3 separate regions of the Mus musculus genome follow, and regions 1 and 2 are each linked to region 3. Evidence: chromatin loops called from intact Hi-C (ENCODE). Cell type or tissue: left cerebral cortex. All regions are shown on one strand. Each heading gives the region's core, and the rest is flanking DNA. Links, peaks and the distances in the headings are about the cores only. Region 1 holds the start of Gm52895 (a long non-coding RNA gene). Region 2 overlaps St7 (suppression of tumorigenicity 7). Region 3 overlaps St7 (suppression of tumorigenicity 7).

Region 1 (10,631 bases), core at 1,860-9,859, 150 kb before region 3:
GTAATACTTCATTACAGAGCATCCCGAGAGAGCAGGAAGAGGCTGTGCTGTTTCCTTTGCTTTAGTGCCTGAGGTCTTTGAAGTCGCTTCCATATATAATAGTGGCCACATAAGTCACCAGGATGAGCCAGATTCAAAGAGAGGCAAAGAAAAACCGTGTTGTGGTGAGGGTGTGAGTAGCAAGGTCACATTGCAGAAGAGCATGCAATATGGAAAATATAATAGCAGCTTTATCTGGAAAATAGAGTTTGCCACAAGTAGTTTCTAGACTAAAGAGGCACTGCTCAGGGATTTGGAAATATTTAATATAATGTTTCAGAAAGTGAATATTTTAGACTTGTATCCTATCTCAATATTAGTTATTCATTTTTGCCATTACAATACAAAATTAGTATAGACACAATAATACTAAATTAGTATATACAAATAAATATAAATTTGTGTAGTAGAAATTTATTTTTTATGCCAGTACACATGAATCAAAGGAAAAATACTTATTACTTAAATTGGTATTATGAAATATGCAGAATATTTAAGGGAAACCACGTCATTGTTTACTTTTATTTTGTGTGTCTTTTGCTTGAATGCATGTGTGCGCATCACCTTATTTCCTGTTTCATCCAGTGGCCAGGAGTGGATATTGGATCTCTCCAATATTGGAGCAGGTTATTTGCTGCTCCATGAGTGCTGGGGACAGAACCTGGTTCCTCTGCAAGAGTAACAAGTGGTCTTGACTACTGAGCAGTCTCTTCAGCCCCGGGAAATCAGTTTTTAAAATAACATGATTCATGTTACATAAAGTATATTCAGTCTCAGTGTATAGTTTGATGGAATGTGTATATTCTTGTAGTCAGCATTATTACAATCTAGATTAAACATGCTTTTATCACACCAAAGAGGTCCCCTATGCTTTAAAGCCAGTTACCCTAGTTACAATTTTGTATAAAAAAATACACTGTATACTTTTTTTGTTCAGCATGTTTTCAGCCATGTTGTTGGAGCTATTGAGAGTTCTTAATGTTGAATAACAGAAATAAAAGTCCTGGTTCTACAGAGAGTTTATTCCTGTCCTAAGTTCTTGTGAATAAAGCTCCCATATAAATACTCTGTGAGGATTCCTCCTGTGGCCATGTTTTCAGTTCTTAGCTATGATTTGATTTTACCTGGCTGTTGGACTCTGTGGAGCTGTGCATTGAGCTTAGGACGTGACGTGTGCTAAGCAAAGCTCCTCCCAGAGCTGCATCCCCAGACCCCAGGCTTTCATTTTCCTTCTCAACAATTATATACCTGGAAGTGCCGTTTTTGAGAAATTGCCAAACCATTTCCCAGGATCATTGTATGTGTTTTACCACAGGGGAGGGGAGTTGATTTTGTCCCTGTTCTTGCCAATATTTGCTTTGTCAGCATTTTCAATTCATGCCCTTTAGTGAGCGTGTGATAGCATACTGTGATGTCAGTGAGCATTTTCTCACTCTGAAATATCTTGGGCAGATTTTCACACACTTCTTGGTCCTTTGTATGTCATCTTTTGATGAGATATCATTTAAATAACTTATTTTAAAAATGAAGTCTTTACTGAGTTTTGAGAGCTCCTCATATGCTTTGATACAGTACTTTTGTTAAATCTAGATAACGGCAATACTCTCTTATAGCATGTAGTTTTTGTTGTTGTTTTTGTGTTTTCCTAACAGTGTTGATTTTTAAGTTTTGACCAAGCCTATTTATCAGTTTCTAATGCACTATGTAAAAAGTTATGTTACTTTCAGGTTGAGAATATTTTTCCTCTATATTTTCTTCTAGATGTGTGTGCAGTGATCCATTGTGATCGCAGTTAGTGTGTGTGAATAGGGATGCTCATTTCTTTTACCCAGCAGTTGAGTTTTCATCTTGTATTTTATGGGTATGGGCATGTTAATATAGTGGTGCACGTGTGGAGGTCAGGTGATGACAACACATGTGACCTGGAGATCAGATGAGGTGCTCAGGCCAGTGGAAGCACCCGTGTCAGCTGAGCGCATGTTCCCATGCTTTCATGAAGGTAGCACGCGTCTCCCTTCATTTATGCCTTGACTCTGGTCCAGCATAGGAAATTCAGCTATAAAATTACAAAAACAGAGCTTAGAGCTGCTTTCTTAATCCATTAACAAAAGAATACACAGAGAAGAATATACTTACATCACTTAACCAGCTACATGGCCCTAGAAAAAGTACTATGTAATAGAAAAATGAACAAAAGAGATCTCCTTTCTAAGCCTTCCTGTCTTCCTCTGGGGTCACCAGCTTTCCAGAGACTCCCATATATCCATTTTCTTCCTGATCTCCAGAGATGAAGCAAAACTTCCTTCAAAATAGATTTGCTGTAACATTTGTCACCTTTAAAAATTAAAACTTAAATTTCTAAGAACTTTCCCTGATCATTTGCTTTACCTGTAATAATTTTCAAAATCTGCAGGTTTCATGACTTTATTTGATAGAGATCGAATTGCCTGAAATGGCATATGGCACATATCTTATAAATATGAATTTGTGAGTTTGTACACGTAATGCCACAAGTGCTCACATCAAACTCCCCGTTCCTGCTATGGGAAGCTTGTGGTGGTCCTGTAGGAAATTAAACCTAGTTAACTAATGTAGCCTCTGGAAACCTGCAAGGTGAATATTTCACTATATTGAGGGTTCATTTGGGCTGACATCATCCCTTTCCTGCGTTAGTCCTTGCCAGCTCTATTTTGTTAATATTTTTACGATATAAACATATATTATATAGCACAATGCTAAGGAAGCTGTGCTTTTTGTCAGGCAAGTAAGATAGCCTACATTTGTGATGTTGTTTTAGGCACCTTATCCATTAGATTGGCTTTGTTTGCCCGAAAAATGGGTGTAATAATTAATCTTGTGGCATTGTTATAATGTGTAAAGTGGACAGATCTCCTGAATGGCTAAAATTTTCCATGCTACAAACATTTGGTAGTTATGTAACGAATACATTTAATTGATATAAAATAGAGTGTAAACAAGGATAGAAGCAGCAACTTAAAGCACATACAGAAGGGAAAGAATGGGATTAAAACTAAGCATTAGCTTTGGTATCTGCCATGTGGCAGGAATGAAATTGTAATTTCTATGTGTATACTTTTATATCAATTCTCTCTCTCTCTCTCTCTCTCTGTGTCTGTCTGTCTCTCTGTCTCTCACACACACACTCTCACTTGATACTGGTCCTTTTTGTTTCTCTTCATATCCCATCTCATGGCTTCTGGTACTATTCCTCTGGGTCTTTGTAATAGTCTCCTTCACCTTTTCTCCTAATCTCTTCTTTCTCTATCCCAGAATTTCTTAACCTGTGGGCCACAACTCCCCTAGGAATCAAATGACACTTTCCCAGAGGTCACCTAAGACCATCTGCATATTATGATTCATAACAGTCAAAATTAAAGTTACAAAGTAGCAACAAAAATAATTTTCTGATTGGGGGTGCCCACAACATGAGGAGTGTATGAAAGGGTCACAGCATTAGGAAGGCTCAGAGCCACTGCTTTGCCCAGGCTTGCTCCACATGGCATTTTGTTTTTTTTTTTTAATTTGGTGATATACAGCTGACATAATTGATCTCTCCCAAAGTAAGAAACCTGACATTCCTGTTATTTTAGAAAGGCCCCTTGTGTCCTTCCAAACAGTTTTTCTCCTTACCAAGCATTTTCTTTCTTTTTTGTGATTTAAAATTAGCATTGCTTTGGAATTGTGCAATTCATATTCTGTTGTGTGAGTTAGTTTATTGACTATGGTCCTTAATGCTCAGCACCTGTTTAAAAAACATTTCAGTAATTTTTCATTGCTCTTTGAACTAAATATAAACTCCTGGACTGGGTGTTCTAAGCCAGCCACCATATGGTCCCAACTTTCCTATCTTGTCTTAACTCCTACCACTACCTTGTATATATTTGCTCTTTTCCAAAATGCATTTTCTCATACAGGGTCTTCCACTTGGACCTTCTTATTTTCCTAGCTGTTCATAGCTTTAGTAATCTTTCTATCTGATGTCCCTTCTGAATACCAACTGTCCCTTTAACCCTCATCCCATCAGCAGAGTCTTAACACATGGAACACATGTTCTCAACTTGATTTTCAATATCATCTCAATCTCTCCACCTTTCCCTGAGCCCCTTCCTGCTAAAAATAGCCTACATTTAAAGCATGCTGCTGGACAGTATAATGAAGCAGCATGGGTACTGTGTTATAAGCGCTGGGCTTGCTGGGATGGCTTCTTACTTTACTTACTAACTTACTTTACTTATTAACCATAGGCAGATGATTTAGCTTCTCAATGACTTCCTCTGTAAAGTTAGGACACACGGAATTGTGTGTTCTGGCACTGTTTTGAATTTTAAGTGCCTTAAACTAGCTGTTTCTGATGAAGGCTCAGTAAACATCTCTTGTTCTTGTAAGATGGTGTTCTACCAGTCATGTGTGTTAGTGCCTCATACCCTAAGTTACAGTGTGTTTTCCTTAAGCCTGGACTTTATTTTGTTATGTGTTAAATTGACTATTAATAATAATTTGTCCACTTAATAGTTAGCAGTATATGTGTTGAGGGAGGCTAAGAGTTATTTTTACAGAGGGAACCTTAGTGGTTTCAGGTTTTACCCTGATGTCAGCTACCAATTATACCTAATCTCATTCCAGAGAGTTTTACTTACTGAAGTAAATGCGGTAATGCCAGTGTCCTCTTTATTGTAGAAGCATGTCTGAAATCTAAATAGAATTCACACACACACACACACACACATACACGGTATTATTTTAAGCTTGATTTGAAAAGAGAATCTTTCTAAATACAAGTAGCCACCAGCTAGTATATGGTTGTTTTTTATGTTTATGTGTTTACTTTTATTTGTCTTAAAGTCATACATTTTTTAATTCTTTATTTAAAGGTTCTGTGATACTTTAATAGATACTATACCAGACTTCGTAAATACTCATTGCCACTTTTACCTTCTGAGGAAATTGATGCATGTTTTCATTTAAAATTTAGTTGATGATTATGATTGTGTGTGTGTGTGTGTGTGTGTGTGTGTGTGTGTGTGTGTGTGTGTGTGTGTGTATGCTCATACATGTGGTCAGAAGACCTTTGGCAGTTGGCTCTCTGCTTCTACTATGGGTACAGTGCTTTGAACTCAGGCAACCAGGCTTGCATGGAAAGTGCCTTTTCACTGACTGGGACATCTCACTAACCCAAACCTGTTGATTTTTTAGTGAGGGTGGACAGAGTCTATCACTATTTATAGGGAGAAAAAAATACCTGTGGGTTTGCTTCTTGCTTTGTTTCTTTTAGTATTCATAGTGGGGTACAGAAGAAATAGCTTTGTCTGTCAGTCCTTTTTAGTGCTAGTCCATGTTGGCAATCTCTGTAGTTCCAACAGCCTTGTCTCTCTTAAGCTCTTACCAAGAAGCAAAGGTAATTTTGCATTCAATGGGAGAGCTTGTTTTTTTTTTTTTTTTTTTTTTTTAAATTTATTTAGCTATCAATAAACTACTGGGCCCTGAGAACTTAGGTCATCTGCTGGGAAATGATCAGTTGCCCACCTGACTGCAGTCCATTTGTTTTCAATCCTAAATAGCCCGTCTCCAGCTTCTCTTGCTGAGGAAGCTGAAGTCTGCAAACGCCATCTGTGTGTAGTGTCAGTCTGGAACAATAATTCAGGGATGCGGAGCAGGTCTTGCCTTTGTTTCCTGATATTGTGCATTGATTTCTTTGTAAACTATTTCACATGAATGAAAGCAACATTTTCTATTTTTAGTTTTCGGCCCGGGGGTGGGGGGTGTTGCAGACTTTAAAAAAGCAACTCATCTGCAAATTCAAATTCTCATTGACACATCCAGTTTGCGTAAAGTAAAAACACAATCATAGACATTTTAACTGAGACGGTTCCATAGTTGTTAGACCCTTTCTTGCCATAGCAACTTAGTTTTTCTTCTTGCTTTTTATTTTCATTTTAGTAATGGAAATGTTCATCTTTTAGGCACTTTGGCCAGTATGAAGATTTTTTTTTTTCTGATGAATGCCTTCAGGATTTTCTTGACGTGACATTTTTAAGTAAATAAAATTAAATTCTGTCTGTGGAATTAATGTTCTCTCTCTCTCTCTCTCTGGACATTAAATGCCTCTAAAATTAGGATTAGTCTTGTTTGGTTTTCTTTTTTCCCCCCGCTATTTTCTATTTTCCATTTTCTCCCTCCCCAACTCCATTGTTTTCAATGAGTAAATTCTTTGTAAAATAGTTTGTCCTAAAACTATTAGTTTGGGGGCTAATGTGAATCAACAAACAGCTACTGATAATACAAAAAGCTAAACTATTGGGAATTCTTGACATTAATAGAGACTTCACACTTATTTTTGTAACCCATTTGGAAAGTTGTGAAGATATTAGCATCATGAGCCTGAGTTACTGGCTTTTCTTTTCCTGAGCTGGTTTACATTTGAGGAGGTCCCAGACTACCAAGTAACTAGTAGTTAGTTGCTGTTTAAAAATGGCTTCCTGGGAATGCTATTATGCTTGGAGCTCAATCCATGTGTTAAGACTTGGATTTCTTGTGCTTGACTAGAACTCCTGGAACCGTAACATTTCTAGACTGCCTTTCATTCAGCTAAGCTCTCTTCCTACAGTTGAGCTGCTGTGGGGGTGGTCATGTTACTTGTACAGATGGTTGGAAACGAGCCCACACAACATAGGATATTTTATCATTTGTATTGTGGGAGGTGGAAAAAAGTCAGGTCTGGGAAGATGGATAACCCAGAATGATCATGACTCAGTGCAGTTGGTTTATCTGCACAGGAAATTCCTGCATGATGTACTCGCTAGCAAGGGACTTCTGCTTGTTTTTGAGATTTGGTAGTAGGAGTAGTGCCGTGTGGGAGCATGGTGGGCTCTGTACCGGCTGCTGTCTGTCCAGCCTCTGTTTTGTACAAGGCATCCATAATTGTTTGAAATGGCTTCTCCAAGAACACTAGTGAGTAAGCAGGTAGAGGGCCCAGACATTTAGATGACAATTAGATCTTCGGAAAATCCTGTATACTACCAAACAGGGTTTGGTTCTGCTTCCCATTTAGTGCGTTTAAGTAGGTGTTGTGTAATAAAAACATGCTTTGCATTGGGTGGGAAAGCCCCAGTTGCTTGAGTCTACACCAGTCTAAACTGAGTTCCAGATTCTCTCCGAGAGCTATGAGTCGGTGTGGTGAAAGCCAAATTGTCTTTTCTCTTTCTTTTACTGCATTCCCCCTAATGTCCTGTTTCAAACTCTTACAAAATCTACAGATCGGTTTATAATGGCTCCTTCTTCTAATTTCAGGCTGTTGATTGAGCCCTGCATTCTGGCTGTAGGAAATTAGTGATGGGAGGAGTGAACAGTCTGCCTTGGCTAACTGCAATAGGAGGCACAGTGTTAGCCAGGGCAGTTACGTGTTTTGTGAGGCAGCTTCTCCAACAATTAGCATTTTATGCTGGTAACCAGGAGCACAAGGCACTGGCAGCATGGTATTTTTATGCAGCACACAGTTCTACCACAAAAGCTTTCTGTGGAGAACTGATTTCAAGATGAAGAGGAGACAAATTCATGATGTTACACGAGAGAGCACTCAAAATATCAAGGTTAGAATGAAAAAAAAAATAGACCAGTCAATAGTAAAGACTGGAACAGGGAAGGGTGACGCTGGCCCTTCAGGATAACTCCAGCAACCCTGGCCAGGAGTGGGCATTGACTTTTAGCATCAAGAAAATGAGTGCTATTTATTTTTCAAATCCTTCCACTGCTAGGCAAGTATGATTTTATTAGTTCTCATAAAACTTTTAAGATTATCTTCTAAATTAGTCAGTAGTGCACTTAAAAGATTTGTTTTACATAATCCCCAAGAGCTCCTTACCCCTAAGCATATGGTTCTAGGAAGGAAGGCTCAAGTGGTTCTTAGCTATGGCAAATAGTATCATCTTATACATCATGAAATTACTTATGGATATGGTTGATTGTAATAGCTGGTATGGTCTGGCTCATCTGGTTCCGTCCTGAACTGGCAGATGGGCGGCCTACTACCTAATGTGCTGCAGTAGGTTTTCAGTTGGTTTGGGTCATTGTGCTTAGTATGGGGAGATGTTGATGGTGGTTATCTTGAGTAAAGGAACAGGGGAAAGCAGTCAGGACATGGAAGAACACAGAGTATGTTTTGCAGGTATATTTTTATATATGGTATTTAAAAATATACCTTGTGAAGACTGAAAACAAACCTCTTTTCCTCTTTTTGGTCCTGAGGAGTTAGTTCCAAAGGGACTGTTCCTAAGTCTAGGCTATGATCCTGGGGGTATTGCACTCAGACTACATCCTGTGTCCCTCTTCTTTTGTGGTTGCAAAACATACTGCCTCAGCTGGTCAACCATCTTAGAGATTTGGACAGTGTTCCTGGGAGAAAATTCTGTCATAGGAGCTAGAAGAACACAAGATTTGCCAGTAATAAGCTCTGCATATTAAAAGCAGTTTAGTGTTAGAAGTTCAGGCACCAGCGATAAAGTACATGCCTGTGTCCTCCTCTTTGGGCAGCACATTTATGCAGCACACGCTGCTGTGTCATAACTCTGCATGGAATGCTCCTTGGTGAACTTCATTTTAAATACTGGGGTCCTGAGCTCCCATTCTAGGTTTTATTTGTTGCGCTAGGGTCCCAGTAGGCGGCCTAGGCTGATCTTGGCTCTGTGACTCTCACGTCTTAGCCCCTAGTCCTGATCTTGGCTCTGTGATTCTCACGTCTTAGCCCCTAGTCCTGATCTTGGCTCTGTGACTCTCACCTCTTAGCCCCTAGTCCTGATCTTGGCTCTGTGACTCTCACCTCTTAGCCCCTAGTCCTGATCTTGGCTCTGTGACTCTCACCTCTTAGCCCCTAGTCCTGATCTTGGCTCTGTGACTCTCACCTCTTAGCCCCTAGTCCTGATCTTGGCTCTGTGACTCTCACCTCTTAGCCCCTAGTCCTGAGATTCAGAGTGAGCATCAATCCCACACCCACTCCAATGCTTTCTCCACTAGTGACATGGCTATGCACATTTGGTGCAGTGGAGAGCTGATGCCTACCAGTTCCTCTGATGGGGGAAAAGGAGCCATTGCTCATGGAACAGATGCTGATATATTTAGAATTTTCTATTTTTGTCTCAGATAGTCTATGCAGTGTTCTTTGCCAGAAGAGTATATAGTTAACTCTGAATTGATCTAATGTTGAGGAATATTCACTAATTTTATTGGTCAACTTTATTTCATAAAACTACACCTTGCTACACATACCATCAAACCTTTTACCTTTCTTGTGGGGGAAAATAACCTCTACTAATTTTACTATACCCTCTTCTCCTCTTCTCACTGTGTTGATTATCAGGGACTTCTGGGGATGTGGAGATTCTGACCAAGAAAGCCTGGCTGATGTTTGTGTTAGAGTTAGTTTCCATTTAAAGGTTAGAGTCTCTGCTGCAAGTTTATTGTTTGTTTGTTTGTTTTTTCTCCCAGACATGGTTTGTCAGTATAGCCTTAGCTGTCCTGGAATTTGCTCTGCAGACAGGCTGGCCTCAAACTCTTGAGTACTCTTAAAGGCTTGTGCAAGAAGCTTATGTGTTTCCCCTCTCCTCTTTTTGAGATTAATATAACTACAGCATTTCTACCTTGCCTTTTCTCTCTCCAAACACTTCCATATGCTCCTCACCACTGGCCTTCAAATTCATTCATGATATACAGAGACCACTTACTTTTGTAGCAAGTAGATTTGTTACACATTATAAATTCTGATCTTACCAAGCTTAACTGCCTTCATCCTCCAGTGAAGACTGAGATATTTGTGTGTCAAAGAATCATGAATGGGAATGGCCCCAGTAGGTACATACATTTGAATGCTTGGCCCCCAGTTGGCGAAACATTTTTGGGAAAGTAGCCTTTGGGGATTTGAGGATATGGCCTTCCTGGAGGAAGTGTGGCAGTGGGGGTGGGCTTTGAGGTTTCAGATGACTAGAACTATTTCCAATGTGCTTCTTTGCCTGCAACTTGTAGATTAGGATGTAAGATCTTAGCCACTACTCCAGTGCCATGCCTGCCTGCCTGTTGCCATGGGACCATGAGCCCTAATAAATGTTCTCTTTTATAAGCTTCCATGGTCATGATGTCTTCCTGGTATTAGAAGATTCACTAAGACAGTCATTAAATTACCCAGACAGTGGAATGGATTTTAAAAGAGAATTAATGTTAGTGAAGAATGAACGAACACACAGAGCAGTGGCAGGACATTGGTACCAATACTTTTAAAGAATATTTGCAGAGGACAAAGGGCTGAAAACTGGTTGCTATGGGAACAATTATTTTACTGGGACATTCCCTTCAATTCTGTGTGTTCCTATATGTTGTTTCTCATTGTGCTACTATGTCTGACCTGCATCTTCTATAGCCACTTGATAGTCATTCTTTCTTTCACCCACAAATGCTCCTCTCTGCATACTTTTCTTTTCATTTAAAATATAGCTGAATTGGCTATTTTAATGAATCATATTTTGCCCTAAAAATAAGAAAGTCATTTTTCCATGAACTGCTTCTCCATAGCTTTGATAAGCAGCAGA
Region 2 (10,631 bases), core at 1,326-9,325, 55 kb before region 3:
AGTTAATGTCAAGAATGGAAAAAAAAAGAGTTCATCAGGATGCAACCCGAGATTCACCCCTCAGCATCTTTACCAAAAGCATGCACACTTACGGAATGTGGAATTCTTGCTTGTAAACTGCATGCAATGTTGGTGTGTTCATTTTCTCGGCCGCGAATGACAGAGATTTTATTTATTGTCAAATCGTCCACACGTTGAACTCAAAAGCACAGATTGGGTAACCAGTCACCGTCCTGGCCTCTGCGCATCTCAGTGTGTTTGCTTTACTCTGCACACACTCTACAGTTAACAGAGTAGGTCCTCTGTGCTCTGGGCAATAGCAAGGCCAAAGGACCAGGGTAGCACAAATGAGCCTCTGCATTTTTCTTTTTTTTTTTTTCTTTTCTTTTTTTAATTTTTATTAGGTATTTAGCTCATTTACATTTCCAATGCTATACCAAAAGTCCCCCATATCCACCCACCCCCACTCCCCTGCCCACCCACTCCCCCTTTTTGGCCCTGGTGTTCCCCTGTACTGGGGCATATAAAGTTTGCAAGTCCAATGGGCCTCTCTTTCCAGTGATGGCCGACTAGGCCATCTTTTGATATATATGCAGCTAGAGTCGAGAGCTCCGGGGTACTGGTTAGTTCATAATGTTGTTCCACCTATAGGGTTGCAGATCCCTTTAGCTCCTTGGCCTCTGCATTTTTCTTGCTGCTTAACTTAATGCTCTCGGTTTTTATTGATTTGTTTTTTAACTTTTGATGTTTTATCTCTCTTCTCAGGACGAGACACCAATGTCTTAGTCTATATCAAAAGAAGGCTGGCGATGTGTGCCCGGAGACTTGGAAGGACCAGAGAAGCAGTGAAGATGATGAGAGATGTGAGTTTACATCCTAGCCTGGGTTGGTAGCAGTGGACCTGAGCAAATGGGCCTCGAAGGCTGAGCCATGATAATACCATAGTCACATAAGTGCCTAAGCCAGCTTCCAAATGACCCACTGACAGAGTGAACAATCTGGGGCAATTTTCTTAATTCTGTGCTCTATTTTTCTTATCCGTAAAGTAACAGCAGTTTTTACAATAACCTCGCAAGCTTCCTGTAAGGTTTAAACGAGATAATACACAAAGTTTTTAATATAGTGTGACTGACATATTTTTTAAAATCTCAGTAGGTATCCTTATGAATCAGCCTTTGCGACTGTCAGCAGGAAACCAATAATGAGATTGGCCATTTTAGATAATTTACTTTTTTATTTTTAAACTTTAGGTCAAGGTATTTTCATTTCCATTACTTTAATTATTTTTAATTGTTTGAGAATTTTCCTGCCTCAATATTTCCTCCCAATTTCATGTGTTCTTTGTTTTTCTATACATTGAGTCCACTCAGTGCTACCAGTTTGTGTATAGTGTATGGTATATGGTCTATGGTGTATGATGTATGGTATATGTGTATTTGTATGGTGTATGTGTATGGTATATATGTATGTAATATTAAAATTTAATGTTTATGGTGTATGGTATATGTGTATGCTATATGTATATGGTATATGTGTATGATATATGTGTATGGTGTATGTTTATGGTGTATGGTATATATGTATGTTGTATGGTACATGAGTATAGCATATGGTGTATGTGTATGGTGTATGTGTGTGGTGTGTGGTGTATAGTATATGGTATATTGTGTGTGGTGTGTGGTATAGGGCCAGCTCCTAGAAGATGGGTAGCCTTCTCCCAGTAGCCATCAGTTGCCAATAGCTCCTTAGCGAGGAGTGGGAGTTAGTGTCTACACTTTCCATGTTGGGGTTTGGGTTGACCGAATCTTGTACTGGTCTCATGAATGCAGCCACAGCTCTGTGAGTTCATTCTTTCTACTTCCTGTCATGTCTGGAGAACACTGCTTCACTGTCGTCCTTTACTCCTCAGCTTCCCACAGTCCATCTTCATGCCCCTTCTGCAGTGAGCCCTGAGCCTTGGGAAGGGGTAGATGCTTTATTTATTCAGTACATAGCTTTTAGGAAATGAATTATGGGCCATCCAGTTACATTCAAATTAATATTATAATAAGCGACTCCCATGGTAGTGATTTCAACCACTTTCCCATGACTCCTGAGAACCGGGCTACTTTATTAGTTGTGGTTATCACAAGATCTACTGATCAAAGGGATTGTGATTTGGCTTATTAGCAGGTCACATGCTGAGCATGCATGTTGACCTGGGTTTCAGTCCAAGTGCTAAACTCCTGTAATGAAGTTCAAGGGAGAATGAAGAAGGAAAAGTTGTAAGCAAGAGAGACCCAAGGAGGCCATGACTGTATCCCTACAAGACAGAACAGTGGTTCGAAGGGAAAACAACTTAAGGGACTTTTGTCTTCAGTTTTGGTTGTTGTCATTAGTAAGAATCATTTTCATCAAAAGCTGATATCAATGTGAATTGCATCTGCAATTTTCCTTTTAAAAACTATCTCAAAAAATCCATTGTCAGCACTTCATTTTTCTACTATATTCCTAAATTAGAAGCTTATATCACTAACAGCCTCTATAAAAGCAAAGTGACCCAGGAGCTTACAGCGGTGGCCTCCTGCTCAGCTTTGAGTTCCTGAGCTGCACACAGGCCTGGGCAGACTGAGAGACCTTTCTCAGCTTGCCTCTGGAGGATGAGCCAGAGGACAGGAGAGGGAAAGGAAAGATTATGAAAGCGATATGCCTTAGTATAAGGAGATAGGAATGGATCAATTCGCATTCTTCTACATGATAAACCACCAGTTGTGCCAGCACCATTTGTTGAAAATGCTGTCTTTTTTCCACTGGATGGTTTTAGCTCCCTTGTTGAAGATCAAGTGACCATAGGTGTGTGGAATCATTTCTGGGTCTTCAATTCTATTCCATTGGTCTACTTTTCTGTCGTTATACCAGTACCATGCCTTTTTTTTTTTTTTTTTTTTTTTTTTTATCACTATTGCTCTGTAGTAAAGCTTTAGGTCAGGCATGGTGATTCCACCAGAGGTTCTTTTATCCTTGAGAAGAGTTTTTGCTATCCTAGGTTTTTTGTTATTCCAGATGAATTTGCAGATTGTTCTTTCTAATTCGTTGAAGAATTGAGTTGGAATTTTGATGGGGATTGCATTGAATCTGTAGATTGCTTTTGGCAAGATAGCCATTTTTACAATGTTGATCCTGCCAATCCATGAGCATGGGAGATCTTTCCATCTTCTGAGATCTTCTTTAATTTCTTTCTTCAGAGACTTGAAGTTCTTATCATACAGATCTTTCACTTCCTTAGTTAGAGTCACGCCAAGGTATTTTATACTATTTGTGACTATTGAGAAGGGTGTTGTTTCCCTAATTTATGTCTCAGCCTGTTTATTCTTTGTGTAGAGAAAGGCCAGAAACTTAGAATACACAAGATATAAGTTACAATTTGCAAAACACATGCAACTCAAGAAGAACGAAGACCAAAGTGTGGATACTTTGCCCCTTTTTAGAATTGGGAACAAAACACCCATGGAAGGAGTTACAGAGACAAAGTTTGGAGCTGAGACAAAAGGATGGACCATCTAGAGACTGCCATATCCAGGGATCCATCCCATAATCAGCCTCCAAATGCTGACACCATTGCATACACTAGCAAGCTTTTGCTGATGGGACCCTGATATAGCTGTCTCTAGTGAGACTATGCCGGGGCCTAGCAAACACAGAAGTGAATGCTCACAGTCAGCTATTGGATGGATCACAGGGCCCCCAATGGAGGAGCTAGAGAAAATACCCAAGGAGCTGAAGGGATCTGCAACCCTATGGGTGGAACAACGTTTTGAACTAACCAGTACCCTGGAGCTCTTGACTCTAGCTGCATATGTATCAAAAGATGGCCTAGTTGGCCATCACTGGAAAGAGAGGCCCATTGGACTTGCAAACTTTATATGCCCCAGTACAGAGGAAGGCCAGAGCCAAAAAGGGGGAGTGGGTGGGTAGGGGAGTGGGGGGTGGGCATGGGGGACTTTTGGGATAGCATTGGAAATGTAAATGAGGAAAATACCTAATAAAAAAAAAGAAAGAAAGCGATATGAGCTCACCCAGGATGAAATTCTTTTAATTGAAGAGAAAATTTAAAACATATTCATTATATCACATAAGAGCTAACTTTAAGAAAAGGAGGTTTCTGAGGAGACATAAATTGTTCTTAAAACTTTTCAGCTTCTAGAAGTTTCATCACCTTATACAACAAAGAAACTCTACCAGTTTCTGTGGCTGAACAGAGCTGGGACCTTAACAAAGGATGGAGTGAGAGAGTGTTTCTTTCTCCATCTTAACATCATCCAGTCATATTAATCCTTTACCTTTGTTCTTATTGTCACTGCCATCATCTCCTCCTCCTCTTCTTCCTCCTCCTCTTCTTCCTTCTCCTCCTCCCCTTCCTTCTGCTTATCTCTTATTCTTACCCTTAATTAACCTGGAGCAGGTATAATACACAGAGGAACATCTTAAAATGTACTTAGTCATTTCCATAGCAAAAGCAAATTCTAGCTATTTTAATTCAATAGTTTCCCTTGGTCTTTTTCTGCTTATTTTCTTATGCTTAAAATCAATATATCCACCATGTATATAGTATGGTTGTCTTTTGGCTCAATATTACTTACGATCTACAATTCTACTTACTGATCAAGCCCAAATATAAGTTTAGAGAGGAAGTCTAGGATGCAGGGGGAGAGACACTAGCAAGCAGTCAAGAGGCATGGCTCTGCCTTTGCCATGCCCTGGACTCAAGGAAGCTCAATTTTTTCTGTGGGTTCCTCACTTAAACTTCCATTTGCAGGGAATAATGCTTCCCACCATTAGGAAACCTCTGCTTGGTGAGGAGATTCATTAAACAAGGCAAGCACACTTGGCATGCAATTTGCATGCTTATAGTTTCTTCATATTTTCCATTACTTAAGTTATGCAGATGATTTTCTTGCCAGTTGTCTTGAAGGACATCTTGAGATAATTCCAATTTTATTTTTAAATTAAAACTTAAGCATTCATTTTTAGAAATTGTCATAGAACTATGCATATTTGCTAGGTAGAGCATGACATTTCATGCCTTCACTGTTTGCTAAATAGATTAGAGAAATTGATCCGTCATTACATCAAATCAATTTCGTTTTCTCAAGTGAATAAGTCAATCAAATAATCTATTTTGGGTTCTATTTACATATCTCTATATATCTACATATTATATGAATATTTATTTGCATATACATAGGTATGACTTTTATATTACAGATCAAAACAATCTTTCATTTCTTAAAATACCAATACACATCACCTCAGAGGCTATGGAGTATCCATCAATAGAATCTCTGACCATATTCGTATGAGGAGCAGTGCCAGTCTTGGGATAGATATGCTTTAAAGGGGAATATTGAAAGTGATGTTTCAGAAACTTCATAAGTGCCCTAGCATGCCATACAGAACACAGAGGTTGATGCCTCTCCTTTTGTTAACGCTGCTGGGCTGTAGCACAGGGTTGTCCCAGGCTGACTTGCCTCACTCCACTTGGATGAGTGAGTCATACTTCTTCAAGAGGTAACTGCTTTAACAGCATGTGTATAAACTGTCTCTCCAGAACATTTCCTCTGAGAGAATAGCACACTGGGTTCCAGGAAGCCTTCTGATAAAGGCAGGAGGATCTACTAATTCAATGAGACATAACTATCTATTCTCCATATGCATGAGTTTAAATTTTCCTTGAGCAGATTTTAAAGTGGAATGGCAGAGTTAGACTGCCATCTACATTGGAAGCAGGACCATTTAAAGAAGTTTTTCTGGAGAAGCCTTAAGGAGCACAAACTGTTACCTTGCTGTGCTCTCATTGAAAGAACAACAGGATTTCTGGGAAGGTAGCTAAAGAGAATTCCTTTTGTTTCCATGACTCAAGATTATATAATTGTTCAAATAAAACAGTGGATTTTTGTCATGAAATACTGATGAAGTAAATGTACATTTGACCCTCCCTTGTCAAGATTAATAACGTCTCCATCCTTAGAACAACATGTTAACTACTTCAGTTTCAGGGTTTTTGTTTTGTTTCGTTTTGTTTGTTTCGTTTTGTTTTATTAGAGCATTAGCTCCGTTTACATAGAACTCTTTTGCAAATAATCATATAGGAGCGCCTTAGTGCAAAAGGCGTGTTTTGGAAGTCGGTAGAGCCAAGGGACCATGTTGGCCATGGAGCTTTGCTGCAATGTGGTGACTATTCAGAATGAATGGAGTTGCACATTCTCCAGTCTTAAATGCAAGGGAAAGCCATTGTCTTGGTTCTTATCATTGGTGTTTGGTATGCAACACTGCTTTGTCTTTTTCTTTCTCCTTGTAACAGCTATGTATTTGTCTTACCTTGGTCCTATTTGAATGTATTTGAAATGGAATTCACAAGGCAGATGTCTTCTTACTCCTTAGTCATACTTCTCAAGTTATATATATGAATAAACCATAAAGATGGACTAGTCTGTCTCTCCAACAGAACCTAAAAGCTTCTGTGATCATCTGTTCAGAGCAGGTTTTGCAGATCTCAGCTCTGTGAACATTCTGAGTCATATATTCATCTGTTATGAGAAGCTGTCCTGTAGGATGAGGCAGACTGGCCTGTGTATTGTAGCGACCTATGTCCCATCAGTCTTCAGTTGTCTACAGACATTCCCAAATACACTAGGTTGCAGTGGTGATATTAATAGTGGAGAATCATTTCTCGTTAAGGAGTACCAGACTAGAGCTCCTGCAACTAAGGAGATCTGTTTCTGCAAAGACTTTATGTATGCTTCATTTGTAGCCTGAACTCTTTTTGGGCACAGGTCTCCAGAGTACCCCTAGACTTTACTAGCTTTGGCTGCAGGGCTGCTTTGCCCAGATGGAATTTTGTGGGGTATCAAGGGTAGGAAGAATAACCTAAGCTGGACCTTTTGCTGATGTCCAGGTAAAAGACCAGTGAAGAGTAGTGGCCGTCTTTGCTTCTTGTGCTGCCTTCAGATCAGTGTTTGTCGTCTTTCCCAGAGTCTGGAGCCCTTCTAAAATGCCACGTGTTTGGCCTGCTCTCTGTAGTTTTCCTTAAGTCTCAGCCATTTCCTTCAATTGTTGTATTTTACTGTTTCTACAGTATTACTTTTCTTTTTGTTTCCTGTCCTCCCAGTTGACACAGATGTCATAGCCTTCGGAAACATGTCCTCAATTTTAGAAAACCATTCTGTGTTAGTGTCTAGTCACAGCGACAAATACGTGAGATAGGAAAAGAGAGTAAAATTTTTGCTGACTCACAGTTTTAAAGGTGTCAGTTCAGATTCACATGGCTGCATGGTTTCTGGGTCGTGCTTAAGGCAATTCATTATGGTAGAAGGATATACCCAAGTTTTGGCAGTCAGGAAGAAGAGGAGGATGGGTGAAGGCCAGGGTTAAGATAGAGCCTTCAAAAGCATACAGTGAATGATCCAGTCTGCCTTAACTGCCACAGTTTCCACCATTTCCCAATAATCCATTCAGTTATACATTGAATTATGCATGTATGAATCCATTGACTATACCAAAGCCCTCATGATCCATTCACTTCCCCAGTAACCCCCACCAACGAATGTTGTGTTGGTGGCTAGGCCTTCAACATGTGAGTAGAAGAGGTATTTTATGTCTATCTCATGATATTCTTCCACTCACTGTTCTTAACATCAAAAGATTTCATCTTCCCAATTAGCCAATCCTGGGTGACAACATTTAGTCTCAGAGTCTTAAGTACCATCTAACTACTGACCAACAATTTTGTGCTGTTCACTGTGTTCTAGGAAGTGTTTTTTCGAGGTCATATCTGGTAAGCGCTCCAAAGAGTACAGTCTGCAGTCTGCTTACATCAAAAATGCTCAGAGTAAAAGTATTCAATGAATAGATCGATCCAAAGTATTTGTCAGAGGACAGTATGATGAATAAGAATTTTTTATTTCCATCCTTATCATCATCTTAAAGCTATGTCATTATGTGAAGAAAAGTTGTATATAATATGATTCAAATTTTCAATTATAAATTGGTGTTACTATAAGTTAATAGCTCTAAAACTCTATAGGCCCAGGGTCCCTTTAAAATTATTTCAAACCACAAAATTTTATATGTATAAGCTTATTTTTCATATTTACCAACTTTTAAAAATTAAAACTGATACTTTTTAAAGATTTATTCATTTCATAATAGAATTGTAAATATATTACACATGAACAAATATTCTTATGAAAAAGAACTGTCTTATTCAGGCAAAAGAAGTATAAAGGGTGTCACTGCTTTAATTCTTGTTCAGATCTCTTTAGTGCCTAGCTGAGTAGAAGACAGCCAAGGTCTCCCATCCGATTCTCAATTTACTTTCTAGTCTCAACATGTGGACTCTGGCAGTACTACAATATAAGACTAAAAAAGAAAAGTGTATATTATTATATAATAGTTTGGCTATAAAGATCCCCTGAGAAGGGGGGTTCTTTAAGGATACCCTTAGTACCATTGTACAAGCAAAAGAAAATAATGTGGAACTAGAAAATTGTACTATACCTAAAAAAAAGATTTCTGTAATATTAAATTATTATAATAAAAATTCTATTTTCTTTTGTAAATTAATTAATTAATTAATTAATTAATTCACTTTGCATCCTGATCATGGCCCCCTCCATCCTCTTCTCCTAGTCCCACTCTTACAAATCTCTTCCCCCATTTCCCCCAAGGGGAGTCCCTCTGGGTACCACCCCACCCTGGGATATCTGGTCCCAGCAGGACTAGGTACATCCTTTCCCACTGAGGTCCAACCGGGAAGTCCAGAGAAGGGGAAGGGGAGCCAATGGCAGAGAATGGAAACTATGACAGCCCCATTCCATTTGTTAGGAGACCCACACGAAGACCAAGTTGCACATTTGCTACAAATATGTGTGTGTGGGTATAGGACCAGTTTCTGCCTGCTCACTGATGGGTGGCCCAGGCTCTGTTAGTCCCCATTGTCCCAGGTTAGTTGACCCTGTCAACCTTCTTATAGTGTCCTTTACCCCTTGCTTGCTCATGTTTATCCCTGACTCTTTTACAAAACTTCCCAGGATCTGCCTGATGTTTGGCTGTGGGTCTCTGCATTTGCCTCCATCCACTTCTGGATGAAGCCCCTCAGGAGACAGTTATGCTAGGTTCCTGTCTGCAACCATAGCACATATGATAATAAAAATAGAATTATACTTTCTAAAGCATGCTTTAGAAAACATAAGGTTGGAGAGATGGCTCACTTGGTAAAGTGCCTGTCACCCAGGTGGGATGACCATATTCTCATCTCTGTCCCCTCTGTAAAAGGCAGGCGCTGCACACCTGTAGTCTTAGTGCTGAAAAGTCAAGGACTGGAGGATTCAAGAGGTTTGCTGGGCCAGTGTGTCTAGTCAATCTGTGAGCTCTGAAGTCAAAAAGAGAGAGAGAGGGAGAGAGAGAGAGAGAGAGAGAGAGAGAGAGAGAGAAAGAGAGAGAGAGAGAGAGAGAGGAGAGAGGAGAGAGGAGAGAAGATTAAGAGAGAGATAGAGAGGAGAGAGAAGAGAGAAAGGAGAGACTCTGTCTCAGAAACATAAGGTGGACCTTGGAGCTGACTATGAAATACCATATAGACCTTCAGAATGTGGATGACATTGAAGATATTGCATGCTAAGAAAGAACTCTTTTCCTGGTGGGTGCGCTGGCTGTAACCAGCCTTGGTTAGACAGTTTCTATGATGGAGAACATACTTGGCTTACTAAATGACCCATTTTCAGTGAAACAGCATGTTGGAGGCTGGAGGTTGAGCTCAGGTGTTTGTCTCAGTCACTGTCCACCTTCTTTTGTTTATTCCTCTGCATGCATCAAAAAAGAAAGACAACACGCACGGCTGGGATTAGTTAAAACTTGCCCAACATTAACTGGTTTTAATTTGGCTGTTTATCAACTAGCCAAATGAGTGATTTGTAAAAGAGTACTAATGTTCCCTATACAAACTATAAAATATATTTTATTAGAATTGTGTGTGTGTGCATAAATAAACATGCACATATGCATGTCCAGGTGGAGGCCACAGGACAATCTCAATTGATGTTCCTCAGGTACTATCTATCTTTTGAGTCTAGTCTTTAACTTGCCAAGTAATTTAGTTTGGCTGGTCAGTATACCCCAGAGCATACCTGACATCTCTTCCCCAGTACTGGGATAACAACTGTACATGTTGCCTTTTGTGTGTGTGTGGCGCGGGGAGGGGGGGGGGCTGGCTGCTCTTCCAGAGGTCCTGAGTTCAATTCCCAGCAATCCCATGGTGGTCTCATGACCATCTATAAAGGGATCTGATGCCCTCTTCTGGCATGTAGATGTACATGCAGACAGAATACACCTACATTAAAAAAACAAACAAACAAAAAACCATATGCCAGATGTGTCCTGGAACATGCCATTAGCCCCAGCATTTGGGAGGCAGATGCAGAGGCAGCAGATCTCTGCGTGAGTTCCAGGTCAGCCAAGGCTATCTAGAAAAACAAAACAAAACAATAAACAAAAATATGGGTTAAAGGGCTTGACTTCAGACTGTTAGAACTGCAGAACTTCATTTCACTGACTCTCACCACTCTGTAAGAGGATTTCTGCTCTTAATGTACAAATGA
Region 3 (10,631 bases), core at 1,719-9,718:
ATTTCAATATATGTATACAGTGCATAGTGGTGACATAAGAGAAAATGTCCTATCGTTTTAGAAGTACAGAATTTCTTTGAGAGGATTTCAGTTATTTAACCTCACTTAATTTTTCTAATCATAAGAACAGAGAAGAGAGTAGTGTATTATGCATTTAATCTCTACATGGGGAGGATTTACTGATTTTGGTTCAAAGTTTCAGTCAATCATGGAGGGGAGAGCTGAAATTCAGAAAAAAGACAGAGAGGGAAGAAGAGAGGAAGGGAGGGAGAGAAAGGGTAAGAGATGGAAAGGAATAAGCCTGTGTAGTACAGCCTTCTTCCTGCTTTTCTTCCTCTGGTCTTGTAGCCTATGGGATGGTGTTAACATTTTCTCTGAAACACTCCTAGGCACTTCTCCAGTAAAGTTAACTAGCAAGATGAACCATTTTAAGTTTACCCTTCACTGACACCCAGGCATATCTCTTAAATCACAGTGGTCACGTTAGGTTCCTCAAGGCTCATGTGCATCATTTTCTTTTAACTGTGTGTGTCCATGTTCATCTGTGTGAGTGCATGTGTATGTGAGTGCACATTTGCTGTTCCCGGGTGCCTTCACCCTTTGGTTGTTGCTGTTTCGTTTATTGTTTTGAGCTAAAGTCTCAGTGGCCTGGAGTTTATATGCTAAGCTGGCTGACCGCTAAGCTCCAAGGATCCACCTGTTTCTCCCCCTCCAGCACTGGGACTGTAAGTGCATGTGGCCAGACTCAGCACTTCACATGGGTTCTGGCGACCAAACTTTGTTCTACTCACTTGTAAGGCAAACTCTTTACTAACTGAGCTAATACCCCAACTCTCACATCCTATTTCCAATACAAAATACAATCTGTTTCCAATAGTCTTAGTCTATCCTTGTTGAAAAGCTCAAGTTCAGAGCCTACACTGAGACTCAACACAAACATTTTCTCTTAAAATCCTTTAAAATAAAATTTAAAAAATTAAGTAACGCACTTTCAGTGGCCCAGAGCAAGTATTCCTATTTCAAGATGTCTAAATAAGAAAACACAGATGAGGAATGGGACCAGTACAAGATTAAAACCTAGGTAAATATTCAATATTGAAACTCCAAGTTTGGTATCTGAATCACATGGTAGCATGAAATGAATTCCCAAGGGCTTTGGCAGTCGAGCCACTACTACCTTTCTGGCTGTAGGCCCAAGGCCCCCTTCTTAGACTGGCTCTGCTCCCAGCCTGTAGATTTCCTTTTCAGATGGGCTTGGGTCCTAGAATCTAACTTCCAAGGGTGTCCTCTCCATTTGACCTCTGGCTCTGTTGTCATAGCTTCACTCTTCACCCTTTGGAGGCCACCTGAAGAGAAGCTGACCCTGACACCCATTACCTGGCCTCCCAGGCTTTTCTTAGAATTGATCATAGAAGCTTTCAGGATCCGTAATTCTTACATTCTGCATATCTATCATAATTAGCACAATGTGGATGATTCCAAAGTCTTCTTCAGTACAAGCTCTCCAGGACTGCAGCTGCAGCAACCTCGAGTGCCTAGACGACTGGAGACAGCTCTTCTCTTAGTGGCTCTGTGCATGGGGAGAGGACTTCTCAAAGACACATTTTTCAGATGAGTTCAAACTTTTATAGCTTTAAGCCTGTGATAAATGAGGTCTGGATAATTTCTAAGATTTCCTCAAAGTACCCTTCTTATTGTCCTTATTCTAGGTATTTAGTTTCCTTTTAATGATCCTGCCATACTTTCTTTGGCCTCAGAGCTATACATGGTTCTTTTATGAGTAAGCTCTAAGCTTTTCTAAAGCTTTCCACTGTGCTGGTGTTTGTTTGTTTGTTTTGTTTTGTTTTTTAAATCACAGTTCTCACTGTAAACTTGGCTAAAATCAGCGAGCAGTAACCATGTCATAACTTGAATTATTGGTGGCCTTGAAATTTCTTCCACTAAAAGATTAAATCTACCACTTTTAAACTCAACTTTGCTTCATTTAGAGTATTAAGGCATGAATAACAAACAATGTCTAGTCCAATTCCTATGATTATAGCCTTTCCTAACTACATTCCCGGGCATTCTCATCTCATGAAGGCTCATCAGAATTGCCTACTATGTTCTGCTTATAGCATTCTAGATCAAACGTTTCCAACTCTTTACCACAAAGCAGTTTCAAAGGCCTCTGAACCACACTGTCAAATATCACAACAATGACCCTGCTTGTCTGGTATGCATTTTCTGCATTAATGTTGCTATCATGCAAAATAATCCGATGGAGCAATTAAAGGGAGAGATTATTTATTTTGGCTAATCAGATTAGGAGGAGCATAGCAGAATGGAGTAGCTTTTATCATGGCAACCCAGAGAGGGAAATGAAGAGGATAAGTGGGAAACCTGGGAGGTAAGAGAATAGAAAGGAGGTAAGAGAATAGTGGGAGAGAAACAGGCAGAGAAATGAATGTGCCCCTGCTGCTCAACTCTCTTCTTTGCTACCTTTATTTTATCAGGGCCCCTAGCCTAGGGGATGTTGCTGCCCACATCCAGGGTAGGTCTTCTCTTCTCAGTTAATCCTCTCTGAACGCTTTCACAGGTAAACCCAGAGATGTGCTTTAGGAATTACCTAAGTGCTTCTCAGTCTGGTCAAACTGACAGCCAGGATCCCCATCAGAGACAGAGCACCTAGGGTCACTTAGTTTCCATCAGTTTCACCTGATTGGTGATTGTACTGTAGGGAGACTCCACCTGTTTACATTTCACAAACTAAGGTTTTAGAATTAACCACAAAACTTTGATACACATACTAAATAGAGGGTACTCCAGACATCTTTTATACACACTCTAGTTCCTAACACTGTAGCAAACATACCTACACACACAAGTTGCATACTTGCTATAAATCCTTCAGCTCCTATTGATGATCCACTAAATCACCACCAAATTCCTGACAGTTCCTTCATAATATTAAGGTAATTAAATTTTTTTTAGTTATTTTTATACCACTCATTTATTTCCTGTAACAATACTGTTAAATGTTCCATATTATCATCTCTGTTACTCAAGTGAGGGAACTAAATCCAAAATGTGTGAATTATATAGGGAGAAGCCTCTGGAGGAAGGACATTCCCAGCCCTGGGCTAGAAAGTTCAAGGTTAGGGGCAGGCCTGCCAGGAAGGATACTGGGAGAACCTGGAGGCCAGGCCTGCTTTGATATGTAAACTATGCACCTCAGTCTCTTGTCAAACACTCCTAAAGCTGCAACCCTTTAATACAGTTCCCCACGTTGGTGCACCCCAATCATAAAAGTGTTTCATTGCTACTTCGTAACTGTGATTTTGCTACTCTTGTGAATCATAATTTAAATATCAGATATGCAGGATATCTAAAGGGGTCACGAGCCACAGGTCGAGAACTGCTTGAGTTTGAGTGTTGGTGTGATACTCAACCCAGCCCCAGAATATGCAGAATGAACAAAGCATCTTCTCAGCCCTGAAGCCCTCAAGCATGCTGACCCTAACAGTTGAACCTTGGCAGACTAGAAAGTGTGGCTGGGAAGGCCCCCAAGCCCTGTGTTCTCTGCTGTCCCAGCACTGTCCCTGACTGCTCAGCTTACACTTGACCACTCACAGTAGTTTAGCTTCCAAGGGAAGGAAGCATGGAAATGAAAACCAACATTCTCCCTCGCGCAGAAATCTTGGAGACCTTAATTAATAAACAAGGCCAGAGTTCTTCCAGCTGAAAGTGAAGAGTCGACTAACCCAGCATGCGCAGTCAGCTTCCCGGTGTGTGCTAGTGAGTGGGACAATCAGCTTAGGAAATGCAAAGATTTGCTTCCCACACACTTCCAGAGGTTTGGGCCTGTTGGCTGTCCATTAGATCTGTGGTGCAGCATAGATTTCAGCAGAAGTTTATGGAGGAGGAAACTGCCTATCTAATAGGTACAGGGAAACAGACAGAAAGGAGACACCTGGCCCTGGGGACATTTCATAGCCAGTCTACAGTACCCAGCAGCACAAACCACCTATGCATCTAGTCTAAAGAACGTACAACAGATGTCCAGGGGCCACCACTACCTCGGAAACTCTCAAGTGACTGACCCCCACCCATAGAACTGGAGGTGCCACAACTGCTTTGAACAGCATAGACAGGCTGAGGAGCCATGGCTAGCTCCCTGCAGTGAGAAATAATATGGATGGAATACTCAAGAGAAATCACAAACAGCCATAGGGGAAAACTTTTGTCTTAATTTTTCCTGATGTTCCTTCCTCACAGAGAAGGATGCTTACCGTATCACTGAAACTCAATTTACCCACAGGACAGCCTGATGGAAGGACTTCACCTAATTGATAACTAAGTTTTTAATCAAACTCTGCATATTAAGATGTGAGAAAATTTTAAAAAGGATTAAATTTATGACAGAAATGCATTACCTTCAAAAATCACTATTTCTTTCAAAAAGTTCATCTATTGTCAATTTAAAAATTCATTTCACAGTGATTTCAAGAGGGATGTGAAGGAAAAATATCTCAGTATATATGCTAATGAGGTGACTGCACTCATTGTTAGGATGATGGGAACTCTACTTCATGTATACTCTAAAGCAATCCTCTCTTTATATCTTGGTAAAGCTGATTGACAGAGGATAAAAATCGCTTTTTAATCCAATTTAGGAAACAATGTGTAGTGAGTTTTAGCATTTAAAGATGCCTGAAGCATGGAAGCAGAATTCAAAATATGCTGCCAGATTGTGATATTGTATATCAGTGGTATATTGCAGAAATATTATTTCAGTATACATTTCTTCGAGCCATATTTTGTTCCAGAGTCATTTTTGCAAGAAAGTAAGGAGATATGTTGTAGAAGCAAAACCCAAAGGAAAAGGAACAGAAAACAGTTTTAAAGTCAGATTTCTCAAGCATAGAAAGTCCCTAAGGAGTCCTTTCTAACAAAGCATGTTGCTCATGTTGGTACTGCACCTTGGAAGGTCTCTCCAGCCAAGGGCTCCAAAGTTGCCCCGACCTCAGCCAACAGATCCTATGGCTTCTTCTTAGCCCTCATCCTGTTTTTGGTTTTGTTTTGTCTTGTTTTGTTTGTTTTTGTTTTGTTTTGGCGTGGTTTTGTTTTTGTTTTATCTTGTTTTGCTTTGCTTTTTCTCCTCCGCCTTTGGTTCCTCTGGCAGACCTTCACGCTTCTTCATTAGGAACTGTTGGACATTAACCCAGTGCATCTTGCATGTTTTGCTGGAGCAGTGAGTCACAGCACCCAGCCTCCAGCCACTTCTTACATCTAGAGGTAGCCCCAACCCCACGCCACTTCTACCCCTGAGTCCCAGACACACTCCTCTGTGTCCTTTTTACTTATTCATGCTGGTTTTGGGGAGAGCCCTTTCTTCTCATGCTTAAAACTCTCCTGTAGAATTTCATAGGTTCCAGAGCTCAGCTCCTGCCTGTCTTCCCAAACTTCTTTTCTAGACTTTAGACTTCACACCTGACTCCCACAGGCCATCTGTCTAGGAAAGTTCTGCAGATACTTTAGACTCCGCTTGTCACCTTCCCACTGCGAACACACTTCTTCAAGCCCCCTGCCCCCGTGTTGAAATCCCAGCTGAGGACCTTACATTAGTCTGTGTTCCTAAGTGGCAACATTCCCAGCCTCACCCAGCTCCTCCTTCCACTTCATGTTCTGTGAGACACTTAAGTCCCAGTCCTAAGTCCCTTTCTCTTCCACTCATTTCCCCTTGGCTATGTCTATAACTTTCTAAGGATTTTCTAACTTCTGCTTCTTCCCTGCCTGTTGGTCTGGCATGTGTTCCCCTCCCCCATTTCTCTCAAAGTCTTATTCTCTCTAGGCCATTGCAGTGCCTTGGATCACTTTAGAAGCTATAATGTGTCTGCAAACTGCTTTCAGCTCTCTCTCCACATAACCCAGGTTTTTTCTTCACCGTAGAGTCAACATAGTATTTTGATTGCTTGTTTTCCCTTTGAATAGAGTAGTCTGTGTCTGAAAGTTTGGAAAATATAGAGTAATCCCATGATAGAGGACACATTCTGAAGGATGTCTTGAGTGGTGTTTTCTTATTTCCCTTCCTCGGATAGTAGCAGAAAGCATCAAGATAGAGTTCTTGATGCAAGTTCTGTCCTGTGCAACTTGTGCAGCCATGAGTTAGCTACTGAACCTCCTAAGCCCCCAGTTTTCCTATGAGTCTCTGGGGTTATGCTTGTTATGTGTTGATGTAGGCAGTTACTCTGATGATAATGTTCACACTTCACCAGAGCCTAAGTACTACCTATTCCCTTTGTTGCTCCAGGGCCATTGTCTAGCCTCACTTCTGGTCTTGGCATCTCTGCACACCCACGTTTGTCGTTCTTGCTCATTTCATCTTACTGTTGTGTCATCCCATTTCTGTAAACCTCTACAGACAGTTGTGTCTGTTTATGTCATTGTTGCTAAGTATGTTCTACTTTCTTTGCATAGGCATGATCTTGCTCCTCCTCCTTCTCTCCCACACAAAGGTTATGGAGGATCAAAGATCAAGGTAGAAGCATAGCATGATTTGCATTCATGCCCTTGGGGTAGTTTTTGGGCACTTTGTCTTGGGGCATCCTGTACATACTACAAGATCTGTGTGTTTGAGATACGGTGTGCATACTGTTCTATCTTTCCTTGAGCCTTTACATAGTTTTATGTCTGTTCTTTTGGAGGACTTGGTGTGTCCTTCTATATCTTTATATAAGTTGTGGCTAATCCCATGTCTATGAACCTGAAAACATCGTGGGTATGTCCATCTCTGTCCCTAAGGCCTACCCTACTTTGGCACTTTCATATTTCTCCTTAGGATATACTGTCAGAACGACAAATGAAGGAAAGTCACTGATGAATGGGTGAGCAGGCCGGGGAGACGCAGATACCTGTGACCATAGATGAAGATTTGTTTGTTTATTCAGACTTGCTTTATGCTTATTTCCTTGTTGGTCAATTGGTGCCCCCAGTAGCCAGATCAAGTGCTGTGATAAAACTACTCATGGGTTTAACCTAGAAACTGACTCAGTTATGTGTGGGAATTCTCCAGGATAACAGAACTCTTCTTTACAATTACGTGAGAATTTCACCTTTTATTGACTAGTAAAATGATCTGCTGTCCAGTGAATGTGTATGCACAGGTGTTTCTCCATTGGTACTTTGTAGAAGTTTTCCATATCATCATATCTCATTTCTAAACTTTGACACTATGGTACTTTGAATAGGAATGACCGCTATAGATTCATGTGTTTGAATACTTGGCCATAAGGAGTGGCACTATGAGGAGGTGTGACCTTGTTGGAGTAGGTGTGGCCTGTGGAAGGAAGAGCAAAGAAACTGGGCAACATAACCAGACTCATGGCCATACTGTAGAGCAGGATTCTAAGCAGCAATCCATAAAGGCAGGCGGCAGGCAGAAGCAGGCAACACAGGGTCCCTGGCATGGATGCCTCCTTCTGCATGACAAGAATGGCTGAATGAACCACAGTTCCTGGAGATACTTTATCTTATTACATGCATGCTGCTGAGAGAAAGGAGCAGTCAACAATGAACTTCAGCATATGTTGCTTCTATATCAATGTCACTTTTTTACATTTGAATATGTGTTTTATTGAGGAGAATTTCAAATATGAGACTACTAGATTTATATCATCTTTCCCCTCCCAGCTCTCCCCTTGAACTCCTCTATTCCCCAGGTCTGTCCACTTCCTTCTTTACTTTATGTATATGTGTGTGCTTGATTGCATGTTTTTACGTGCAGCATGAACCTGCAGGAGCTGGCACAGAGCAGAAGAGGGCATAAATTCCCTGGAACTGGAGTTGCAGGTGACTGGGAGGCAGTGTGGGCTCTGGCAGCAAAGCTGAGGACCCTGCAAGTGCAGGAAGTACTCTTACTGCTGATCCATATGTATACAGGAAAGTAATAATATAGGAAAGTGATAAAGGAAAATAATAATGATTATTACAAAAATTATGGAAATTTGAACACAAAAGAAATTAATCTCCCATAATAGTAAATATTTAGCTATTCTTAACTTTTATCCTCATGTCTTCCAATGCTTTTTAATATCCAAACATAATTTTTATTATCAAAACAATCTGCTATGTATAGTATGACAGACTGTTTTTTTTATTTAGCAAAATATCATAACATTTTCTATGCTAATAAATATTTTTCTGCTGTTGGGCTTTGGAGAGTAACTTGATAGCTGTCATATTAAGGTGCTGGAATTTAATTACCCTGTTCTTTCATATTTTTATCCCTATATTTTGCTGATGGTTTTCATATGATTAATGGTGTTGGTATTGAACATTCCAGAAATGTGAACAAATTAATTCCTTTGCATTAGTATCTATGTGAAGGATAACTTGGGAGTTGTTTTTCCTCAAGTTACTATAGAGTTTTATACCTTGAAAAGGGAAACCTTGGCAGTCTGTCACTTGGAGTGGTTTCTGTGGCAGCTTTCCTCTAAATGAGCCAGCTCTTCTTCATGCCTGCGGGAGCAGGCACCACTCATTCACACACGAGAGCCCTCTGCTTCCCTATGCTCTGGCTTTACGTGCTAATGTATCAGGCATAAGGAACACAATTCTGACACAAATTGACTTTGAAAAGTTGCTTCCGAAACCTTTAGAAGTGCTGTTCTTCAACTAGTGTGGTTGAGAATCTGGGAAGGATGTTAGAGGTAGGATGCAGGCAAGATAGCACAGAATGCTGACTTAGCTAATAGAAACCCAGTCGCTAATACAGACAGGCAGAGCATGTGCTCTGATTTGCAAAGTACAGTTAGCCTAATTGATTTCTGCATACTTGTGGATAGGGATCTGCCCTCTTCCATTTATTTTCCTCTTGACAAGTAGGATGTGAAATGTTGTTCCATGCCTTTCTAATTTAAATGTTGCACATGTTGAGACCTGATATTGCCAGCCGTTTTAAGCTTGGCCCCAAACACAGCACATTGTTGTTATTAGCCTTCATCAGTTGGTTACAGCCAACATTCTATTTGGAACTATAAGAAGTATAAATCTCCGTTATAGACATAACCTATTCCTGCCATAAAACAGATATAGCGAGAATGCCGGGCTAAGTCTCCTGGGTGAATTGCTTTTGTTGCCCTCATTACTCTGACTAGGTCAGGAGTGCTTACTTTGAGACTGTTCTTGGGAAATAATGTTTGAATTTAAGTTAGCATATGTATGTTAAAGGTGCTTTAAAGGGAGTATCGAGACAAATTAAGATCAAGACAGCAAAGTTTATGTTCTTGAGGATTTTGTGATTGAGCTGACAAAGGGGCACATATAAGCCTGGTGCTGTAGAGAGCATATCCATGCGTCAAGAACAGAGGAGCTTAGAGGGGAGCAGGGCATCACCTCACAGCCTATACTGTGGACTATGTGTGCTGTCCCTGGAGACACGGGCCTGCATCCCAAGGACACCAAGGAACCATTCTGTCTCCCTAACACTTACTACCTTTTGTCAAGGGCATGTAGATATCCTGGTGGTCAACAATTCTTTTAAAATTACATTTTGTTTTATTATTTATTATAGTTTTATTATAATGCATATTTATTTTCAATGAGTATATGTTCCTAACAAAGGGTATTTGTATATTTTTTCTTATTGTTTGAGAAATCTGTGTATCTATACAATGTGATTTTTTTAAATATAATTTTAAATTTTCTTGAAAATACAATTTTTTGTACAACATACTCTGAGCATAATTTATCCTCTCCCAGCTCCTTCAAGATCTTCCCACCTTCCTAACTACTCATCCATACCACTTTTTCTCTCTACTAGAAAACAAATAGGCAAATCCAGAATAGGACAAAACTACAAGAAAAAAAAAGAGCCAAAGAAAAAGTGTAAGAAACATGTTCAGATGCAGAAACATGCATACACTTGCACACATAGAAATCCTATTTAAAAAAAAATTGGAGACCATTCTATGTAAGCAAAAGATCTGTAAGGTCAAAATGTGCCCAGATAAGGCATTATGAAACAAAAACCCTCCAAAAATAACATTGAGTTTGTTCTATGTTGACCATTTGAGCACCCTGCCTTTAAGTGTGGTTTTATACCCAGTGAGAGTACATTAGAGAAAATTAATTTTTCTTTTGCAAATGATTGTCAATTGGAGATAGCTTCTGGGTTAAGGATGGGAGCCCATGTCTACCTGAACATCTCTGCACAGGGACTCCTTCTGGCTTACAGTGCAAGCCCTGTGCATGCTGCCACAGTCTTCTAGTTCACATCTGCATCAGCTCTGACTATAAGGCCTTGTTTCCTTGGTGTCATCCATGCCTACTGGTTCTTACAATCCTTCGACCTCCTCCTCTGCAAAGTTCCCTGAACTTCAAAGGGATTTGATGGAGATGTACCATTTAGGATTGAGTGTTCCAAGGTCTCTCACTACACATAGTCCATCTGTGGATCTTTTTGTTCCCATCTGCTTCTGGAGAAAGCGTCTCTGATGATGGTCAAGTGGGACACTGGTCTATGAGGATAGAAGAATGTCTTTAGGAGTGATTTTATTGCTATGGTCCTTTAGCAGGACAGTAGTATTTGGTAATTTCTGTAGGTCCATGGCCTATCTAGCCTCAGGTTCTTGGCCACTGGAGCAGTGACA

What was found. A loop is a pair of places that touch in the nucleus more often than their neighbours do. Peaks named below come from ENCODE experiments on the same cell type or tissue, not always from the same donor. Only the 100,000 strongest peaks of a DNase experiment are listed, where the experiment ranks them.
Region 1: it touches region 3 in a loop (3.0-fold over the local background); 2 of 42 quality-filtered maps call a loop at or near these places.
Region 2: a loop joins it to region 3, with 4 times the contacts of the local background. A loop is called at or near these places in 2 of 42 quality-filtered maps.

What each region holds. Positions count from the first base shown.
Region 1 is chr6:17,757,376-17,768,006 of GRCm38, forward strand. The region is part of intron 1 of St7 (suppression of tumorigenicity 7); the gene reads left to right. It overlaps Gm52895 (a long non-coding RNA gene), which reads right to left and starts at 4,772. Exons shown (of 2, transcript XR_003956411.1): 1 at 4,698-4,772; 2 at 1-2,095. In left cerebral cortex, for the core only: no CTCF peak of the experiment used is centred there; DNase peaks (open chromatin) are centred at 5,753, 6,747, 7,404 and 9,112; H3K27ac peaks cover 1,089 bases.
Region 2 is chr6:17,854,166-17,864,796 of GRCm38, forward strand. St7 (suppression of tumorigenicity 7) reads left to right here. Exons shown (of 16, transcript NM_001289624.1): 9 at 766-863. Among named protein-coding and RNA genes, the nearest start is that of Gm52894, 18 kb to the left of the region's middle. In left cerebral cortex, for the core only: no CTCF peak of the experiment used is centred there; DNase peaks (open chromatin) are centred at 5,626, 6,525 and 6,958; H3K27ac peaks cover 2,586 bases.
Region 3 is chr6:17,908,958-17,919,588 of GRCm38, forward strand. The region is part of intron 12 of St7 (suppression of tumorigenicity 7); the gene reads left to right. Among named protein-coding and RNA genes, the nearest start is that of Gm52894, 73 kb to the left of the region's middle. In left cerebral cortex, for the core only: no CTCF peak of the experiment used is centred there; DNase peaks (open chromatin) are centred at 5,518 and 8,571; H3K27ac peaks cover 2,993 bases.